Regions from separate parts of the Homo sapiens genome. Here region 1 is linked to region 2. The links are chromatin contacts, found by Hi-C in ENCODE. All regions are on one chromosome and are shown on one strand. The core of a region is the stretch at or near the end of the contact, and the rest is flanking DNA. Distances in the headings are between cores, read along the strand shown.

Evidence for each region. A loop is a pair of places that touch in the nucleus more often than their neighbours do. Pooled maps may share reads with other maps.
Region 1: a pooled map shows a loop between it and region 2 (6-fold over the local background). The contact joins the promoter of MCRS1 here to the promoter of PRKAG1 in region 2. A Hi-C loop is called at or near these places in 9 of 50 pooled maps.

Annotation. Positions count from the first base shown.
Region 1 is chr12:49,565,626-49,571,856 of GRCh38, reverse strand. It overlaps MCRS1 (microspherule protein 1), which reads left to right and starts at 3,715. Exons shown (of 15, transcript NM_006337.5): 1 at 3,715-3,809; 2 at 5,016-5,135; 3 at 5,642-5,780; 4 at 6,190-6,231. The coding sequence starts at 5,126. RefSeq lists enhancers at 3,216-3,265, 3,616-4,419.
Region 2 is chr12:49,013,430-49,020,590 of GRCh38, reverse strand. It overlaps PRKAG1 (protein kinase AMP-activated non-catalytic subunit gamma 1), which reads left to right and starts at 1,815. Exons shown (of 12, transcript NM_002733.5): 1 at 1,815-1,859. The coding sequence starts at 1,851. It overlaps KMT2D (lysine methyltransferase 2D), which reads left to right. Exons shown (of 55, transcript NM_003482.4): 55 at 1-1,613. It overlaps DDN-AS1 (DDN and PRKAG1 antisense RNA 1), which reads right to left. Exons shown (of 2, transcript NR_147179.1): 2 at 1,351-2,355. RefSeq lists enhancers at 1,412-1,611, 2,184-2,774 and a silencer at 5,691-5,985.

The DNA of each region.
Region 1 (6,231 bases), core at 2,466-4,965, 550 kb before region 2:
ACATAAGATACTTATTCAATAAATATTTATTAAGCACCTACTATAGCAGTGAACAAAATAGACAAAAACCCTGCCTTCCTAAAGCTTACATTCTACTACTGGAAAACCTATAGTAAACAGAAAAAAATAAGTAAATTAGAAGATAATAAGGGCTAAGGAGAAAGCCAAGAAGAGGTACAGTGAGCAGGGGATGAGGACTGAAATTTTTGAAAGAGCAAGTGAGAAGAGCAGGAGGTGAAGTCAGAGAAGCAACAGGGGGTGGGCCATGAGCTTTTATCCTGAGGAAGATGGAGGACTTTGAACAGAAGCAGGATGTGAGTAGATTGCCAATGTAATAGGAATACCCCAGCTGCTGTGAATAAACTAAAGAAGGGCAGTAAGGATGAAAGCTGGGAGACCAGTTAGGGAACTCTTGCTATAGTCCAGGTAACAGATAATGGATAATGGGGAGTTGGACCAGGAGACCGTGGAAAACTGGTAAGATAGGGTCACATTCTGGATATATTCTGAAGCAGGGGGTTCTACCATCCACCCAGGTTCTTAGGCCAAAAATCTCAGTCTCATCCTTGATTCTTCCTTTTCCCTCATATCCCATATCCAATCCATCAGCAACTCCTTGGGGTTCTATTTCCAAAATGTGCCACAGTCACAGTTCCTGTCCATCTTCACCACCCCCACATGCCAGCTAAACCACCTGGGTTTACCTCTCACCTAGATCACTGCAATACCCTTTTACCTGATCTTTCTGCTTCCTCTTTTGCCCCCTGCAATCTAGTCTTCACAAGCAGCCAGAGGGATCATTTTCAAACTTAGATCATATCACAGGATGCCCTTGCTTGTGATCCTTTAAGAGCTTTGCAATGAACCAAGAATAAAGGCCAAAATCCATACTGAGAACTACACGGGCTGGCATGGGCTGCCCTCTGATGACTCCTCTGTTCTCAACTCTTTCCCTCTTTTTATTGATCGCCCTGCTCCAGCCACACCGGGGTCCTTCCTGTTCCTCAAACTCACCAAACTCCTTCCTGCTTTGGAGCCAGAGCTATCCCCTCTGATGGGGTCGGTGTACCCCACCTTATTGTATGACTGGTTGCCTATCGACATCAAATCTCAGCTCAGTCATCACCTCTTCATAGAAGACCATCCTGAGAACTTTCATCTAGTATAGATACTATACTATATATACTAACTATAGCTAGTATAGTCCACCACGCTGTGTAAACAGAAAACACAATCTTGAGCAGGAAGCTGCCCTTTAGAAATCCCTGCATCCATACCACAAGGGTGCCTAGGTTTCTTTTTATCCAATAGTAGGGAGGATTGAGGACCAGAGGGGAAGTTTGAGTTTCCAGGTACCAAACAGGAGATGATGGTGACCACCACCTTTCCCTCGTGACACCTTGGGGGAAGGAATTACCTCAGGCAGCTGGAAGCCAAGAGTTTTCCTTTCTCCTCTTTCACTCAGGAAGTTGTGGCTCAGTGCAGTGGCTTACGCCTGTAATCCAGCACTTTGGGAGGCTGAGGCGGGTGGATTATTTGAGGCCAGGAGTTCGAGACGAGCCTGGCCAACATGGCGAAACCCCGTCTCTACTAAAAATACAAAAATAAGCCAGGCAGGTGGCAGGCACCTGTAATTTCAGCTACTTGTGAGGCTGAGGCAGGACAATCACTTGAACCCAGGAGGTGGAGGTTGCAGTGAGCCGAGATTGTGCCACTGTACTCCAGCCTGGGTGACAGAGCGAGACTCTGCCTCAAAATCAATCAATCAATAAAAAGAAGTTGTGTAGAACCTATTTTTTTTTTCATTGTAAAATATGGCCGGGCGCAGTGGCTCACACCTGTAATCCCAGCACTTTGGGAGGCTGAGGTGCGTGAATCATTTGAGGTCAGGAGTTTGAGACCATCCTGGTCAACATAGTGAAACCCCATCTCTACTAAAAACACAAAAATTATCCAGGCATGGTGGCGCACACCTGCAATCCCAGCTACTCAGGAGGCTGAGGCATGAGAATCGCTTGAACCCGGGAGGTGTAGGTTGCAGGAGCCGAGATCGCTCCACTGCACTCCAGCCTGGGTGACAGAGGAAGGCTCTGTCTCAAAAAAAATAAAACAAAATTTAAAAACCATGTATTAAAAAACTGGAAAATAATTAGAGAGAAGAATTACTACTACTACCACTTGGACATGTGTTAACATTCTGGTGCATTTCCTTCAACTGTCTTTTCCTTTGTATGTTTTTAATAGTTATCATGAATTCATATATATTTAATAACATTAATATTATTAATGTTCTGTGTAATCACTTTTTATAAAAATTATTTCAGGCCGGGTGCTGTGGCTCATGCCTGTAATCCCAGCACTTTGGGAGGCCGAGGCAGCCTGATCATGAGATCAGGAGTTCAAGACCAGCCTGGCCAACATGGTGAAAACCTGTCTCTACAAAAAAAAAAAAAAAAAAACTTAGCTGGGCATGGTGGCACGTGCCTGTAATCCTAGCTACTCGGGAGGCTGAGGCAGGAGAATTGCCTGAACCGAGACCCGGGGGCCGGAGGTTGCAGTGAGCCGAGATTGTGCCACTGCACTCCAGCCTGGGCTATGGAGCGGGACTCTGTCTCAAAAAAAAAAAATTTCATTGGTTTTCTGATATTTTCACAAGTTTACATAATATATTTAATCAAGTGCCTGTTAAAAAATAAAACACACACTCTTTCATGGGAGTTAAAATAAGTACATACTCATTAAACAAGTCCACAGAACAGTAAATGAGGTTGGTACTCTCGAAGCAGAGGGCCATAGTATACCGTCAGGGCCAAAAGGGCCAGTCTCTCATTTGACACTTGAATTCCCTAGCAATGTCCATGTTATGTGTTCTTGACACCTCTGATGGACAGCTTTGGAACTGAATCTTTCTTATTCTGAGCTGAAGTATGTCTCTCTATAGCTGCTAGACTTTAGTACCTCGCAAAGGAAGCATAAAACAGAATTCCTCTTTTAGACAACAGTCTTTCTAGTTTTCCGGAACATCTCTCACAGCCCCAAATTCCCAATTTTTCCGACAGGTTCGTTCTCCCACCCCAAGATTCCTTCCAAGGCACTCTCCTCTGAAGGTGCTTCCATTGGTTTTCTCTCTTACCTCCCGGCGACCACAAGTGGCCCCAGCCGTCCAGGTGGGGTCCGGCTGACGGGACCAAGTCGACACTACTCCTTCTCGCAGGGTCTCTTCCTTCTCAGTAAAGCGGCCCACGATCCTCCATCCGCTCCTCAGAGAGCCTCTCTGCCCTTTCTGTCCGCCACATCTCCCTGGCTACATTATCTCCCCGACTAGTGCCTAGCAGGCGGGCCTGATAGAAGTTTCTCTAAAGGCTCTGGAGGAGTCAAACAATGCATAAGGTCCTGTGCAACCCTCAGACTCCTATACCTCGTGGGAATTTGGAAGTCGAAATCCAGTCCGCGGTCCCGCCCCTCCCCGGGTCGCCTCAATTAGCCCCGCTCGGTCTCGCCCTAAGTCTCGCCTTTCCCTTTAACCAACCCCTCAAGCCGGGTTACCTCTCCGGTGCCTATAATCCTTAACGTTTCCCTATATGCTGTCCCAACTAGGAAAGCCTTTACTTTCCGCTATTGGTAAAATATTTACACTTTCCGTACCATGGCCACGCCCCCTTCACACACGTTGCCAAGACGAACCGGAAGAGATTGCCAGCCCCCTGGTTCGTTAACCGGAAGTAGACGTACCTCACGGAAGCCGGCTTTGGCCCTGCGGCTGCTACCGTCGCCGCGGAGAAATTGTTGGATCTGGCAGTCTAGGAATGGTGAGACCTCGCGGTTCGCCTCTGAGGGTTCTCAGAGGAGTTGGGGATGAAATGGAGTTTTGCAGAGTGCCGCCGGGGACGACCACCCCCCAAGTTTGGGGCCCCGCCCCAGTGGCGCCCCGAAAAGCTGCGCATGCGTGGGCCGGACCGGGTTAGAATCTGGCTCGAAGTGTTACGCATGCGCAAAGGCATGGAGACCGTGGGGTGAGAATGGGCTTGCGAGTTTACCCCCACCTCCCCAGCCACCAGCCTGTGGGTCTCAAACCAAGGCTACTTGGTGCTCTGCTTTGAGTTGCAGAGGTGACTTCATCAATGCTCCTACCCCGAGTTCTTGAGACAGACCTGGACCGATCCCCTACCTTGGGTGTGCACTCTTGGGAGAACGAGGGGCGGAGGGTCCGGTAAGGAAGGGGCACAGACCCTACCTCAGTTTGCCGGCAAGCTCGGGCCCCTTCGCCCTCTCCTCAGATGTCAAGATTCTTAGTCGTAGCCTATGGAGCGGAGAGCGACAGGCTCACCTGGGGACAGGGCTAGAACACTGAGCTAAGAGCCACCCTGGTTAGAAGTGGGGACTCACGAGAGGAGCGCCCCGAGAAAGTCCAGTACCTGGGTTCTCTAGGGGTTGTTGGGGCACAGCGTGGTTGATAATCACGCAGTTCCCAAACAGTGGTTTTTGGTTTCCACGAGATGGTATCTCATGGAAATACCACTTACTAAATCTTCAGTAAAAACCCCAAATGGAAAAGAAAAACAAAAAAAAAACGAGATGGACTGGTTGGAGTTTTGTCTCCCTTTCTTTTTTCCTGCTTTGGCCTGGGAGGGGAAGGCTGGTGCTGCTGAGCTGAGTGGACAGCTGAAGTAAAGAAAAATGTGGGCCAAAGAATCCCTTGTCTCTTGCTAGTTTATAGTCAAGGCGCTTAACCTAGGAGATACCAGTAGAATTAAAGGGTCTATGAACCCTCTAAAATAGTATGTGTTTGCACCCTTTTCTGCAGTCCATAGCTGTTATCATACTCTGAAAGGTGCCAGTGACCTTCACAAGACTGATGTCTAAGGCTATTATTGGCAGAGTGGGGCCTTATGCCTCTTTCCTGTCCTTATGTCTTCCCTAGCTTATGGGACCCTGGGGGACCTGAGCCAGTATAAGGAAGTGAGGCTGGCCAGTTGGAAATCTGAGCCTCAGGGAGCCTCATTTCTCCTTTGCAGAATCTCCTCTCAGCCTTTAAGCTCACCTGGTCAGAATCCTTGGATGAGCCTGTGGGACCGTTCCTCCTAGCCCGGTGGTTTGGAACCAGTGGCTTTGGGACTGTAAGAGGATGGACAAAGGTAGTATGAGGCCGGGACAGCTCCCCAAATGCTCGGGCGCCAAGCATCTGCTGATTCCACTCTGTGCCTGGCACGTGTGTCTTTCGGTCCTGGCTAGGCCTTGCCACCTCCCCCTGGGCCAGCACCACCCATGTACCTGTCGGCAGAGCCACAGTTGACTGACTTGCTGTTGAGCTGCTGCTCTTTAGCACGGCTGCATTTTGATGGCAGAGGGAGCAGTTATGCCCAGAGCCCAGCGTGTCGGCATCACCAGTCTGACCTGAGCACCATGTGCTGCACGACATGACACGTGGCACCGGGGGAACTGCCCAGCGTGGAAGGTCTGGGCCAGGTCTGAGCCCAGATGGGATCTGGATGGCCAAGGAACTCTACCTTAAAACCTCAAGTGTCAAGGAGGCAGGGGAGGGGCCAAGAGGGCTGGCAGGGGAAGGGGGCTGGGGAGGGGTCCCATTTGCAGAGGCTCTAGGATCTTAGGAGGCCCGAATCCACCATTTCTCTCTTGCTAGATTCTCAGGGGCTGCTAGATTCATCCCTGATGGCATCAGGCACTGCCAGCCGCTCAGAGGATGAGGAGTCACTGGCAGGGCAGAAGCGAGCCTCCTCCCAGGCCTTGGGCACCATCCCTAAACGGAGAAGCTCCTCCAGGTAGTAAGGGTTCGGAGGGCCAGGAACTGGGAAAGGGTAGAAGGTCTGTGGCGTTAAGTGCCACATGCCTCCCCATCTGTTGGGAATGGCTGCCTGAGCCCCTCTGGGGCCTTAGTATTGGCAGAGCCTTGTGCTTTTCCTGTCCCTGCTAAATCCTTCCCTGTGGGACTGAGGGCAGGGGAGGGAGATCTTAGGTCTCTGACGTGAAGTCTTTGTGGTGTGATACCCTGTCATCTCAGAGGGCTGGAGTGTAGCAGTTCCATGGCCACAACCAGGCTGTGGCGTAAAGTGAAAGCAGGCTGGAGCAGATAGCACCCTACTGGGCACCTGCTCTCTTTTGGGGGCTGGGGGTGTGTGAATGGGTACCAGGGTGGGGTAAGGAGTGTTCACTGGGCAGGACCCTTTACAGGTTCATCAAGAGGAAGAAGTTCGATGATGAGCTGGTGGAGAG
Region 2 (7,161 bases), core at 566-3,065:
GCGGGGAGGGTGGGGGGTATTTATCTATTTATACATGGGATTGTACATAGTCTTGTGGGGCATGGGGGAGCCGGCTGGAGGTGAGAACCCTCCCCTCTCCCCCCACCCCCCGGGGAGAGCAAATGTAAAACTACTAATTTTTGTGCTTTATATATTCTATATAAATATATCTATTTTCTTTTTACAAAACCAGTTTATAAATGGTAGGGGGGTGTGGGGCGGACACATGGAGCTCCCCTTGTGGGGGGGCCCCCTCCATTACCCGACCTACCGCCCTTTTCCTCACCCCCCACCCCACTCCCCACCCCCTGGCTGTGACTGCTGTAAGATGGGGGTATAGAGGCTGGGCAATTCCCACCCCCTGTTGTATAGTTGGACTATGTTATAACGCACAAAAGAGAGCTGACCCCAGGGGGAGCCAGAGGGTGATGGGTTCCTTGCCTCCCTTTCCTTCCCCTTTCTGCCCAAGCTTGTGCTGCAGTTGAACCTCTTCCTGGGGGTGGGAGTAGGTAAGGGGTGGGTGAGGCCCCAAACCCCTCTCTGGTAGGGAACCGTGGGGATGAAGATGAAGCTTATATGCAGTTCTCTTCTAGGGGCTGTGGGCAAAGGGCATTTTGTAATTAATATTTTCAAGAATCAGATGTCTGGAGTGTAGGGGTGGGCTTGGTGGTGGTGGACGGGCGGGCCTGCTGGAGGGGGAGCTTGGTCGCTGTTGTGATTTTAGGTTTGTTTTTGTTTTGTTTTGAATTTGGGGGGTTGTGGATTGTTGGGGGTAGGGAGATTTTTTTTTTTTAAAGCTGCTTCCTCAACTGTTTCAAGCTGCAAATGTTTAAGAGAATAACAGCCCCCACTCCCACAGGAACCGCTGTAATTAAATCAGACAGTAGGAAGACTGGGCTGCTGCCCTCAAAGCCACAGCCCTTGGATGTTCCTTTTCCGAGAGCAGAAGGTCTAGGCTACAGGGAGGGGGAGATTGGCTCCCGTGAGTCAGGCTGTGTTTGGGGCTTGGGCCCTGGGATTGGGAAAAGGGGATGGGGCAGACTTTGTAAGCATATGCTAGGTATCCGATAGTCCTGTAGAATTTAGTGAAGAAACCTTATACAGTTTTTAATTTTTATATAAACTATAACTCAGACCCAAGCTACAAGGTTGGAATTTTGGTTGGTTTTTTTTTTAAGTACCCTGCCTGTATAATTGCATCAGAATCCCCCACCCCACCCCCCGCCCCCGTGTTTGTATTTTGGGTTGGTTTACACTCGCACATACTCAGTTTTCAGTTTTCCCCTTTACAGTCTTCTCCCCTCACCTCCAGGACCCTCCCCCTTTTTAAAAAATAAATCGCTGACAAGTGTGAATCCCGTGAAGACTTTATTTTGTGTTGTGTGTATCCTGTACAGCAAGGTTGGTCCTTCGTAACAACGGATGAAATGGTTCCCTTTTTTAAAGCGCCCTCTCTCCCTCCACCCTCAGCGCCCCTGTCCTTGGCATGTTTTGTATCAGCGATCATTCTGAACTGTACATATTTATGTTGCGAGAGGCAAAGGGCAAGTTTTGGATTTTGCTTCTTCCAAGTTTGTTTTTAAACGACAAATAAAAAAAGAACATTTTAAATACAAGCGGCTCCGTCCCATGACCCTCGCCGTCAGCCGGATCCGTGCGGTCCGCGAGGACCCGGGGGAGGGCGGTTACCGAGGCCCGCCACCGCCGGAAGGGTGGGTTCCTTGCCTTCCGCCCCAGTCTGGCGACTGCCATGACGTGGGCGGAAGTGGCGTCGCCGCACCGGATGTGGGGCGGGGCCTGCCCCAAGAGAGTTTCCTAAAGCGAGGAAACCAAGCCGGGCGCCTCTTGCAATGGAGACGGTGAGGAGTGCAGGAGGGCGGTCGGGGGCGCTGTGGAGCCTAAGACACCCCCCCAACCCTTAGGAGACCGGGAGGGCCGGGCAGGGGCTGGCGCTGGTGTCTAGCAAACAAAAAGCAGCCGGGTGTCTGCCCTATCCCGTGACCCTGTTCCTCCGCTTCTTCGTTGGGCGCATCTCCTGGAACTGGGCCGCGTCCCCGCCGCCTTTCCGTACGCGGTACCCTTAGCCCAAGCAGGCAGTGACTCCTGGCTCCCTCCTTGGGGCCCACGTATGCCGTGGCAATCTCGGGCCTCCTTTCCTATTGGCACCTCAAGCCCTTTTAGAGGTTTGAGAGCGCAGGGTTGTGAGCCGGCTTTGCTGGGTGAGGCACGGGGCGTCCAGAGGGATCTCCGCTTGCAGGTAGCTCCTGGACCTCGATGGTCTTTCTGTGATCCCTGCAATCCCCGGCAGGAGGACATCTGAAGATCTTTATACTGCGTCCAGTGAAGTCACATTCCCTTAATAAGACCGAGAATTGAGGTTTGCTTGAAAGAGGAAATCTTGCAGTGTTAGAGGCCGATGTGTCCCTGGACAATTTTAGGTCATGGCCCGCTCTGCGACTCTAAGCAGGGGTTTTGGCATAGCTCATTCTTGGCGAGCAGGCATTGACCAATTGTGGCAGGGCCCTGTCACCCTCCCACAGATGCTGCGGGTTGCCTGCTACATGTTTGCACCCACCCTCACTCTCAGGAGTCTTTTTCTAGCGCTCTGTAACCCCTCCCATACACTTCCCTCTCCACAGTTTTTAACCATGTGTCTTCTTTCAGGCAGAGTAACTCTTTCCATCTTGGTTTTTATCATCTGCTACTGTAGTTACGAAAGGACTGCAGGTTCACTTTGCTTTGGATTACATGCCCAGAGTAATTCTTTGCCACACCGTTTCTCTGCTCACAGAGAGGTTGTTTCTTTCAGGTTTTCAAAAAGAAAACCGACCAAAGTACTAAAATGATTCGCAGTTGGTCTCCCAGGCAAGGGAGCCAATTCTGACTAATCAGGATAATCTTAAACAAAAATAAGGAGTCTAATTCCATTAAATTTAAAATGACATGTCATATTCTACTTACTTGTAAATGTATTATGGTTTACAAAGCATTTTTATATAGATTTTCTAATTTAGCCTTTACACTTTATGTACTGGATTAGGCTCTGGGGTAGAAGTTAAAAAGAGGAAAAAGAAAACTCAGCCAGGTGTGGTGGCTCACGCCTGTAATGCCAGTACTTTGGGAGGCCAAGGCAAGTGGATTGCTTGAGCTCAGGAGTTCAGCATCAGCCTGGGCAACATGATGAAAGCCTGTCTCGACAGAAACAAAAATACAAAAATTACCCAGGCGTGGTGGTGGTGGTGTGTGCCTGTAGTCCCAGCTACTCGGGAGGCTCAGGTGGGAGGATCGCTTGATCCAAAGAGGTGGAGGCTGGAGTGAGCTGAGATCATGCCACTGCACTCCAGTCTGAGTGACACAGTGAGATCCTGTCTCCAAAAAAAAAGAAAAGAAAGAAAACTCCTGCTTTGAAAATGTTCAGCCTAACTGGAGTGATGGTGAGGGCAAGCCAGCAACAGCTGTTATTTAAAGGTAGACTATAATAAATGCTGTCATCAATATGAAAACAGAGGACTGTGACAGAATAGCTGAGAGAAAAATTACTTTGGACCTAGGAGAGGGCACTGCAAATTGAGAGAACAGTGTGAGCAAGGGCACTGAAATTGGGGTATGTAGAGAACTGGGGGTGAGCCAGCGGCATGATGTTGCTGGCTTTGGATTTTGGTCACAGTGGGAGAAAAGACTGGAAAAGCAGGCTAAGATCAGGTTGAAGGTATTACACACCATGCTAAATTTGAACTTTGTTTTGTAATAGGGGACCCATGGAAGATTTATGAGCAAGTCAGTGAATGTCCTTTAGGAATGTTCATAGCAGCTTTCTGTACATGGACTGAGCTACTTCGAAAAGTAAAGTTTCTTGTTAATGGGGATGAAAGTCCCTTCCAAATCTGAGATGCTTTGGTGAACAAACTTGGTGAAAGCATGAAAGATAAATTGAAGAACAGATAGATTTGGGCCAAGGACCCCAGTTTAAACAACGTTGCAGAGGTGAGAGGTAAAAGCCTAAATTAAGGCTGTGATATTGGCAATGAGAGAGATGGATCTGAGACATTTCTAACATACCAGCTTAGCTGATAAGTGTTAAGAAGACAGCTGTGCAAAACAAAAAAACAAGATGGGAACCACAGCGAGAATAATAGGATTGGAGGGACAAATGTTTTGTTTCGTATTCAAGCATTTGAGGAGTCTCTGTGACATCTATGGTTGTCAAACAAATAATTGGAAATGTAGATCAGAAGTTTGGAAGAAATTGCGAGTCTATTTGTCAGATGTAGACTGTGTCTCTGTAATATTTTGTACTTGCGTGGTACAGTGGTACTTTCTCAGGTCCCTTATGTTATTAAAAGTAGAAAGGAGGCCAGGAGCAGTGGCTCTTGCCTGTAATCCCAGAATTTTGGGAGGCCAAGGTGGCCGGATCGCTTGAGCCCAGGAGCTCAAGACTAGCCTGGTCAACATAGCGAGACCCCATCTCTACAAAAAAATACAAAAAGTAGCTGGGCCTGGTGGTATGTTCCTGTAGTCCCAGCAGCCCGGGAGGCAGAAGTCGGAGAAGCTGGGGAAGTTGAAGATGCAGTGATCTGTGATCATGCCGCTGCACTCCAGCCTGAATGACAGAGTGACACCCTGTCTCAAAAAAAAAAAAAAAGGTAGAAAGGAGTAGATGTAATTACATAATCCCCCCTCTGATATGGTGAAACAGGCAGAAAGTTAAAAGTCACGGCCAGGCTCGGTGGCGCATACCTGTAATCCCAGCACTTTGGGAGGCCGAGGCGGGTGGATCACGAGGTCAGGAGTTTAAGACCAGCCTGGCCAACATAGTGAAACCCCGTCTCTACTAAAAATACAAAAAAAAACTTAGCTGGGCGTGGTGGCAGGCATCTGTAGTCCCAGCTACTTGGGAGGCTGAGGCAGGAGAATCGCTTGAACCCCGGAGGCGGAGATTACAGTGAGCCAAGATCGCATCACTGCACTCCAGCCTGGGAGACACAGCGAGACTCTGCCCACCCGCCCAAAAAAAAAGTCACATATGCAGTTGTGTTTGACTCTCTTATGTTGGTATCTGTATCTCTAGTTAGCTCTATGTTTCTTTCCTCCCTCTGTAACTTAGTCTTGGGCATATCTGTTCATATCAGTGTGCATCATTCTTTGAGAATTAAAAAACAAAACAACTGTGAATTATATGCAAAACCCTGTGCTTGGTGGTATGGGAGATACAAAGTATAAGATAGTTCTAGGTTTCCAGGAATTTATAATCTGTTTGGATAGATAATGAACAAAATAACTGTAGCACAGTACAGTATATATCATATGATGGGTAAATTCTACAGAAGTAGCTGTTTTTGTGCCTTTGTGTAGATCTTTGTGAGACTCTGATATATCATGTGTCTATCTTTATCACAGCCCTCTCTCCCACTTATAAGTGATGAGGCTGTTGTTCTGATAGTCTTGCCAAAATGGCAGGCCAAGCTGACAGTCTTATGCAGTCCAGTGGGAAGAGGGAGATTATCCCCCTTACTCCCTGCACTCTCCCCTAGCCCATTAAGGGAGAAAAGTTTAGGGCTGTCTTAAACTTCCCTGGTTTAGGAAGTTTGTCAGCCAACCTCCCAGGTTGAAGTTTTTAATGTCATGTTACTACAGAAGCTATGGGGATGAAGTATGGTTTTATTTTGGAGATATCACCCAGAGAAAATGGAGCCAAGACTGTTGATGCTAGCAGATGAAAATTGTTGTGATCCCTTCTGGGTTCCTAAATAACAATGGCATTTCCAAATGTTCCCACTTGAGGGAGCACAGAAATGGTTCTAAGTTTTGTCTAGTCAAAGCACTCTCTAATCTCAGACTATCTTGGGAAGGGAAACTTGGAAAACCAGCATCCCCTGGCTATAGCAGCCTTTGACTCACAAGGGTGCTGAGTGGACTCAAGTTCCCAGTTTCAGTACATTCGTGTTCCTTATCCACCTCTCAGTCATTCAGGTTTTGACTGGCTGACAGTCAGCTACTGGGATCCTCCCCAGTTGTGGCTCTCTCTCTGCCATGGAGCTAGACAATGGTGGAACCAGTGTCTGTGGTTCTAGTGCCTACAACTATGCCTAGTGAGTGTCTGTGTTTGGGGAAGACAATGCTGTCTCTCTGGCTTCCATGTTTTAATAAAGTAGATCTGTGAGAATCTTGTAGGGGTTAGCCCTAAGCTCAGATCTTTAGTCTTAGCTTTTAGGACCTAGTGTTTCATTAGGCAGTATAGTGTACAAGAACATGAGCTTTGCAGATAATGCTCGTTCAGCTCAGAAGTGGATAGAAGCATTTCTGGAAGGCACAATATTGTAGCAGTATTGGTTTCTTCTCTTCTGTGATTCCAGAGAGGTAGAATTTCATCAGAATGGAGTAAATACATTCAAAAATTTTATAAAAATGGCCGGGCGTGGTGGCTCATGCCTGTAATCCCAGCACTTTGTGAGGCTGAGGCGGGCAGATCAGTTGAGGTCAGGAGTTTGAGACCAGCCTGGCCAACATGGTAAAACCCCATCTCTGTTATAAATATGAAAATTAGGTGGGTGTGGTGGTGCACGCCTGTAATTCCAGCTCTCAGGAGGCTGAGGCACGGGAATTGCTTGAACCCAGGAGGAGGCAGTTGCAGTGAGCCAAGATCACGCCACTGCACTCCAGCCTGGGCAACAGAGCAAGACTCTGCCTCAAAACAAAACAAACAAAAAAATTTACAAAAATGAACACTGCCAAGATAAACCCAACCAAACTCTTCATCAGTTATAAGAAATTATTTTGTTAGGTATACGTAGTTTTTTAAAAATTTGTTTTTTCAAGTATGTTATTTATTAAAATTTTGATGTAAACAAAAGCAAACCACAAGCTCTGGAACCAGAAGATAGGTGTTTGAATGCCTACTCCACCCCTTATCAGCCATGTGACCTTGGGCAAGTTGCTTAATGTCTCTTGACCCTCAGAGACAATCTGTGAAAATAAGGCTAATAATAGTATTTACCTCAGGGTTGTTATGAAGATTAAATGAGATCATATTTCTGAAGAGCCTTATAAGGCTGGGTGCAGTAACTCGTGCCTGTAATCGTAGTGCTTTGAGAGGCCAAGGAGGGCAATCACTTGAGCCCAGGAGTTCAAGACCAGCCTGGGCAACATGGCAAAACTCCATCT